Regions from separate parts of the Mus musculus genome. Here region 1 is linked to region 2. A link is a contact called in ENCODE POLR2A ChIA-PET data. All regions are on one chromosome and are shown on one strand. The core of a region is the stretch at or near the end of the contact, and the rest is flanking DNA. Distances in the headings are between cores, read along the strand shown.

Region 1 (3,506 bases), core at 851-3,350, 110 kb before region 2:
GGGATTTTTGTGTTTCCTCTTTAAGGACTTTTACCTGTTTAGCAGTGTTTTCCTATAATTCTCTAAGAACTTCTACCTGTTTTCTTTAAGGAGTTGTAACTCTTTAGCAGTTTTCTCCTGTATTTCTTTTTTTGTTTTGTTTTGTTTTGGTTTTTCGAGACAGGGTTTCTCTGTATAGCCCTGGCTGCCTGGAACTCACTTTGTAGACCAGGCTGGCCTCGAACTCAGAAATCCGCCTGCCTGTGCCTCCTGAGTGCTGGGATTAAAGGCGTGCGCCACCACGCCCGGCCTCTCCTGTATTTCTTTAAGTGAGTTATTAATGCCCTTCTTAAAGTCCTCTACCAGCATCATGAGATATGATTTTGAATCCAAATCTTGCTTTTCGGGTATGTTGGGGTATCCAGGACTGGCTGAGGTGGGAGTGCTGGGTTCTGATGATGGTGAGCGATCTTAGTTTCTGTTGGTAAGATTCTTACGTTTACCTTTCACCATCTGGTAATCTCTGGTGTTAGTTGTTATAGTTGTCTCTGGCTGGATGGAGCCTGTTCCTCCTGTGATTCTGTTAGCCTCTGTCAGCAGTCCTAGGGGTCCAGCTCTCTCCTGAGTCTCAGTGGTTAGAGTACTCTCTGCAGGCAAGCTCTCCTCTTGCAGGGAAGGTGCACAGAGGTCTGGTGTTCAGACCTGCCTCCTGGCTGAAGATGAAGGCCTGAAACAGGGCCTGTCCCAGAAGATTTGTTGCCTCTGCAGTCTGCATGCTCACCTGCACAGACTGGTCTCCGAGGGACCAGACACAAGATGGCTCTCTCACCTGCTCTGGGAGTCAGAGCCCTCCCAGGAGGCCACCTCTCCTCTGGTGGGGAAGGTGCCCCGATGTCTGGAGCCCGAAATGGGGGTCTGTCCCAGAAACTGTGTTGCTTCTGCAGTCTGCTTGTTTGCCCTCCGCAGTCTGTGAGCTGACCTGTGCAGACTGGTCTACCTATATTAAACTTTCATAATGGTGTAATTTTTAAATTCTTTCTGGTTCTGAATAAAGACAGTATTTTTAAGCTGAAAAAAAAAGTGGGGGCTGGTGAGATGGCTCAGCGGGTAAGAGCACTGACTGCTCTTCTGAAGATCCTGAGTTCAAATCCCAGCAACCACATGGTGGTTCACAACCACCTGTAATGAGATCTGACGCCCTTTCTGGTGTGTCTGAAGACAGCTGCAGAGTACTTATGTATAATAATAAATAAATCTTTGGGCTGGAGCAAGTGGGTCCAGCCAGAGCGAGCAGAGGTCCTAAAATTCAATTCCTAACAACCACATGAAGGCTCACAACCATCTGTACAGCTACAGTGTACTCATAGACATAAAATAAATAAATAAATCTTTTATTTTAAGTGTGTTTTCCTGTGTAAAACTTTGCCCAGAATGAATGAGATTTATATGGGTCTCTTTCATGCTTGTTTGCTTACTCTCTGTCTGTCTCTTCCCTCCCCTCCCCTCCCCACCCCACTTCCTTTCTTTCAGGCAGCATCTTTCCATGTTATCCCAATTGGCCTTGAACTCCAGGCATTTCAGCCTCCCAAATGCCCTGGTTTTGTTTTTGAAACAGGGTCTCAAAAGTTCAGAGATGACTTTGAACTTGTGATATATGAAGGTTATCTGTATGGTTTATCAAATAAACATGGAACGTAAAAGGGGATATTATTAATAATTTGGTCAGGAAAAATAGGCATAAATACCCATGGGACAAGTGGCAGAGGACGTGGGGGGTGGTGGTGGGGTCTCAGGAGACCAGACATGGACCTAAAGAAACTGTAGGACTTCCAGGAGGAAGCTCGGGGCTGGAGCGACGTCCAGAGGCCTAGAAGGACCTAAGAGAAAACACTACCTGTGGCCCAGACATGCTAAGGAAGCTCTAATTCCTAGGGGGGGACAGGACTGGGGGACAGGACTGGGGGACAGGACTGCGGGAGTGAAGCAGCTGCAGGCAGTGGAGGCTGGAGCCTGCGGTAGCAGCACGGACCTAAGGGGCGTGTCCTGTGGGGACAGTGCTGAGGCTGAAAGTAGGGCGAGCTCTTGCAGAGGCACTGGCTGCACAGCAGGGGGCAGGGCTGCCTGGGCCGGCGTCACTTCAGCTGGTGACTCTGTGGCTGGCAGTATGCATGCAGCTCGCAGAAGGTTAAATAGGACAGGCACAAAGGTTTAAAATGAGGTTTGGAAAAGTTCAGAGAGTGGAGGAGTCACACTGAGTGTTCGTAGAAGGCAGAAGAGAAAGCAGGGACGCATTCCGGTGTTTTTGTTCGGTGCTAAAGTGCACCATTAATGAACAGTTTTCAGATGGAGGAGAGCGTCTCTATCACTAGCAGAGGCTGGTGAGCAGAAGTCGAGAGAAAGGGCTTTTCCATGTTTCTGAAGAGTCCCAAAAGAGCGACCTCTGGGACAGAGGGTATCATCACCTAGACTCCCTCACCCAGAGAGACTCCATGGGGATCCATGAAGGAATCTGAAACCTGTCAACAGGGTTTTCAGACAGCTAAGAGCAAATGCTGAATTCTAGCAGTACAGCCACAAGACGCGAAAGGAAAGCTTGCCAACCGCACCGAACTGAACGGACTGTGTGTATCAGGTGTAGAAATCTAAGGAGTTCAGTTAGTCACTGTTGGATGAAGAAGGCTGGCGCCGGAAGGTCGGAAAGGGCGAGACCCGGACTAAGGGAGGGTATCCTATAGGCCGATATCTGAGTGATGACTCGATGTGAAGTGATTGCTATCTGCTCAGGACCAACTTCTCAGCATAGAGGAGATTTATTTGCCCCAGAGGGACAGAGAAAGGGAATAAGAGACAGAAGACATGGGAGAAGGGGAGGGAACAAGGAAGAAAGGGCAGGATATTGGGGGGGGGGATAGCCTCAGGATAGACAGTTTATAAAGGGAAGGGGGAACCCCATATGAGGATGAGATGTTTACTTTTAATGGGCCATGTTAATTAGGTGGTCAAAGGAGGCTTTTGATTGCTGGACTTCAATACTTTGATAGCTGGACCTTGGTAGTCAGCTTCGGGATGAAGGAGTGGCTAAATTGATGGCCTTGGGGACTAGCTTCAGGAATGCAATCAGGTGTGGCCTAGTTAGAGTACATGTGTCACTATAGGTAGGTGTTGAGAAGTCAAAAGTGCAGGCAAGGCCTAGTGTGCCTGCATCCGCCTCTCTCTCTCTCTCTCTCTCTCTCTTTCTCTCTCTCTCTCTCACACACACACACACACGCCTCTCTCTCTCTCTCTCTCTCTCACACACACACACACACACACACACGCCTCTCTCACACACACACACACACACACACACACACACGCACGCACGCACGCACGCACGCACGCACGCGCGCTCTCTCTCTGCTTGCTGCCTGTGGAGGACGTAAAGCTCTTAGCTACCCCTCCATTACTCTGCTTAGCTGCTTACCACCATGATGACCATTGACTAACCTAACCCTCTAAAACTGTAAGCAAACCTCCAATTAAATGCT
Region 2 (3,745 bases), core at 1,231-3,730:
ACCACTGGGTCTTAATAATCTTTGTACCAGCTCCTCCAGGATGGTCCCTGAGCCTTGGGATGATGGAGTGGTGATGTGGATTTGTGGCCATTTGTGGTGGAGCTCTCCACAGGCTGTGCAACTTGGACCAGTTGTTTCTGTGTTAACTACCATCCACTGCACAAAGAAACTTTGCTGGTGAGGCCTTCGAGCTGCACTCACCTGTGAGTAGAGAGGAATTTATAGGGCAGCTTGATAGTATATCTGTTTAGCAAAATCATAGTTTTTGGCCAGATCTGCAGTAACTGGATTGGTTCCATCTCCTGTGGAGTAGGCCTTAAAAGTCCAAGAAGTGTTTGCTTACTCTCATAGCATTCATGCCAACACTGTACCCCTGGTCATCTTCTGCCATGCTGGTTGTTATTCGAGTTCACAGGGTTCACAGCTGATGATTTCAGCCCACACAGCATGTCCTAGTACACTGAGAGTACCAACCAAGTTTTGTGGGCCAACTTGGTTTCTTCATAGTCTGTGACCAGAATGTATAGTGTCTTCAGCAGAGTTTTACTGCCCTGTCCTGATATGCAAACAAGTGCAGGGACAGTTGTCTGTATTGTGCCAGGTGTCTCCAGGAAAACCCTGACCATCAGCTTGAGGGGAGGTGTCCCAAACCTGGTGTTAGGCTTTTTATTGACAACCTATGGCTTCTCAGATGAGCACAATCCACTGTATAAAGAAATTCCAATTAAAATGGTTTGCTATGAATCTCCACTCTCTCCTTCCTCCCTCCTCCTTCCTCTCTCCTCTTCTTCTCTTAAGTAATTTTGAGACAGGATTTTGCTGTATAGCCCTGGCTGGCCTTGAAGATGCTCTGTAGACCAGGCTGGCTTCAAACTCCGAGACATTCCTCTGCCTCTTCCTCTTGAGGGATAGAATTCAAGTTGTATATCACCACTGCCCTGTGAATCCTCACTTTTCTAATTTCATTTGATACTTCTTAAGTTGGGAGCTTCAAGACGAGTCCACTGAGCGTACATATATCACTAGGAAGACTAAGAGCCCCTCCCCATGGCGCTGCCTGGCTTTCAGGGTTATTCACTAGCTTAGGCAACACGAATATAACATGTCTGTTGGATTTAAAGATGGGACTTCATTTGTTCTGTTCATCCAGATGGAGGGTTTATCCTGAAGATTGAACCTAGGGCCTTGCCATGCCAGACAAGCACTGGAAGTGATACAGTTTAAGTTTGCAAAGCAGTTCTTTAAACTTGGCACTGCTGAGCAGCTTGCTTTCCCAAGCAGAAAAACCAAATCTGCACGGGGATACTGGATTGCCCAGGATGAAAGTTCCTTACTTGAGACTGCTGAGGGCTCTTAAAGGGAGCTCTACAATTTGCTACACTGTTTCCGAAAGGAACTGAAAGTGGTAGTAGCCATAGAGATTGACATTTTCGACAAGAATCCACTTAAGTGTCAGCAGAAATGAGCGTATGCAGAATGAGATCTCACTTGAAGCGGAATCTACTTTTCAGGCTCCTACTGAATTTGTGAGATACTCCCTACAGTGACTAGTAATGCGGAGTGGTAAGTTATCCACAAAACTATGCATCATTCTAAGGTCAAAATAGACCTGCAGCATTGAGGAAGACTTACACTAAGAGTCAAAGACATAAAAGAGGTTCTGTCCTGGCCCTGGTAGTGACAGTACTTGTAAAGTCCCATCATTCAGGGAGAAGCAGGAGGGTCAGATGATGAGGGTCACCCTCAACTACGCAGTGAGCTCAAGGCCAGTATGGGTTACATGAGACCTCGATAAGGGGAAAAAAGATATTTATGTACAAATGACATAGAAAACTGACACCCGCCCTTGGATTTAGTAATCTGTAGGTTAACATTACATTGATTAGACTAGTGGTCCACTTAAAAGGCAAACACTTTTGCAACTAGGTTCGATTCTTAAGTGGATGGACAAATTCTGGGGATTTACACTGGGGAGAAACAAACAATATCAAGTGTTTGGGTATGGGAGCGTGGAAGTGCTACGCCTGAGCATATTTCTGAAGCTTAATTCACAGGAAATGATGGTAGCTAGCTAGGATAAAACTTCTGTTGGGTTTTGTAATGCATGTGACTGGCAACAGAAGTGGCCAAGGACAGACCTACCATCAGTTTTAGGAACAACTTTGTGCCCATTTGCAAAGGCAATCTCTCCTTCCTTCCTGGAGTTTACAAAACTGGAGGGTGAACACTAAGAATTATTTCAAATCTAAAGCATGACGCATTCGAAAGTGCTGAGTAACGAAGGCACAGGAGGTGCTGGTGAGCATAGGGCTTCCAACTCTAACAGGATAACGAAGGAGACCTCTGAAGACCGTGTAGTACAGCAGCTGTAGCGTCACCCCGTCCCTCAGGAGGCATGCGCTCTCTGGCGTCCGCGGGAGGCAAGCTTTAAACTACCGGACTAGTAGGCTCGCCTGGGATTAAGGCGGTAGGCGGGGCTCTCCTCGGCCCGCCCCCTGACCTGCAAGCGTGCAGAAGAGGTCAGAGGTCGCGCAGGCGTCATGGCGGCGCTGTGTAGGTCCCACGCCGGGACTGCTGGGAGCCGTTTCTTGAGAGCGCTTGTCTTCTCCAAGCCTTTGCGAAATGCAAGCACGGAGAGTGGTTCCGAGAGCGCAACCCACGACTCCTCCGCTCCTCGGGCGCGTTCAGGCGGCTTCGCGAGCGCTCTGGAGCGACACTCGGACTTGCAGCGGAAGGCGGAGCTCCGACTGGTAAGCAGGCCTCGCGGCGCCACGTCCGCACGCCGGGCCGAGCGTGGGGAGGGGCTAAGCCCGGGACGCTGGGAGGAGCCGGCGTGGTGGGGCGGGAGCCCGTCGGTGTTGGGGTGGGGCTCAGGCGGCGACTCCAGGGAGGGGCCAGCGTGGGTTGGGGGTGAATTCTGTCCTTCTTGTCATGGGCTATGCCGGTGACTTAGGGATGAGGAGAGGAGCGACTGGAGCGGCGGGGGTAGCTTTCTACCCTTGACCTGCAGCAGAGCGTGTGATTAATATTTTCTTCCTTTTCCATGGCTTTTACGCTCCTGTGGGTTCTCTCTGCATACCTTTGTGACACATTCTGGGCCAGGTATCCATCGGGTTTGTGGGGCGACCCGTCAGACTTGGAGGAAAACGACTCCAGGTCTTAGCCTTGCCACAAGGCGGCTCGAGGCCTGTCACAAGCATCTTAATTGAATTGACACTTAAAGCTATTGTGAACTGGGCGTATGATTTAAACTGTCAGTGTTTCACTTTCCTTTATTGCAAGTGACCTTTTATTTTAAAAATATAGTTTTTTCCCCCTTTGTGTAAAACATTGTAAAATAATTTAGATACATGAAGTAGTGCAAATACAAAAGGCTGGGATTTTTAAAAATTCTGAGACTCGGGTATACATGAGGTTGGGTTATATAAGAAAAATCTGAATTTCCAGTTTTTGTTCTCTAGTGGGTATTGCTGAACAGTACACATGTAGCTATTTCTCAGGATTGTAGGGTCATCTTAGTTTTGAGTGCCAAAACTTTTCTTTGATCTAGTGATGGGAAGGACCCCAGGACATAGTTTTGAGATTTTTGCCACATGTAGTGGCTTAAAACACAAATTTTTACTTATAGGGCACTAGGAGTTCTTTTAAAATAAGAAAATGAAAATATAAAAAGATAACAAAAACTTAACATATTAGAATTGGACAAAACAAATAGAATTTAAAGAGCTCAAGAGAGGTGGAGGAA

The links. ChIA-PET counts read pairs that join two places held with the same protein, here RNA polymerase II (POLR2A).
Region 1: POLR2A ChIA-PET joins it to region 2 with 10 read pairs in embryonic stem cell. The contact joins the enhancer-like site here to the promoter of Mrps28 in region 2. POLR2A ChIA-PET finds 5 or more read pairs at or near these places in 3 of 5 experiments (Patski and embryonic stem cell).

Annotation. Positions count from the first base shown.
Region 1 is chr3:9,037,070-9,040,575 of GRCm38, reverse strand. No RefSeq gene overlaps it. Among named protein-coding and RNA genes, the nearest start is that of Gm46832, 11 kb to the right of the region's middle. Within about 2 kb of position 2,100, at least 1 of the 3 ENCODE cell types and tissues checked has a DNase peak (open chromatin) inside an H3K27ac peak, as active enhancers do.
Region 2 is chr3:8,922,592-8,926,336 of GRCm38, reverse strand. Mrps28 (mitochondrial ribosomal protein S28) reads left to right here and starts at 2,480. Exons shown (of 3, transcript NM_025434.3): 1 at 2,480-2,750. The coding sequence starts at 2,541. Gm52601 (a long non-coding RNA gene) reads left to right here and starts at 2,765. Exons shown (of 2, transcript XR_003954436.1): 1 at 2,765-2,863.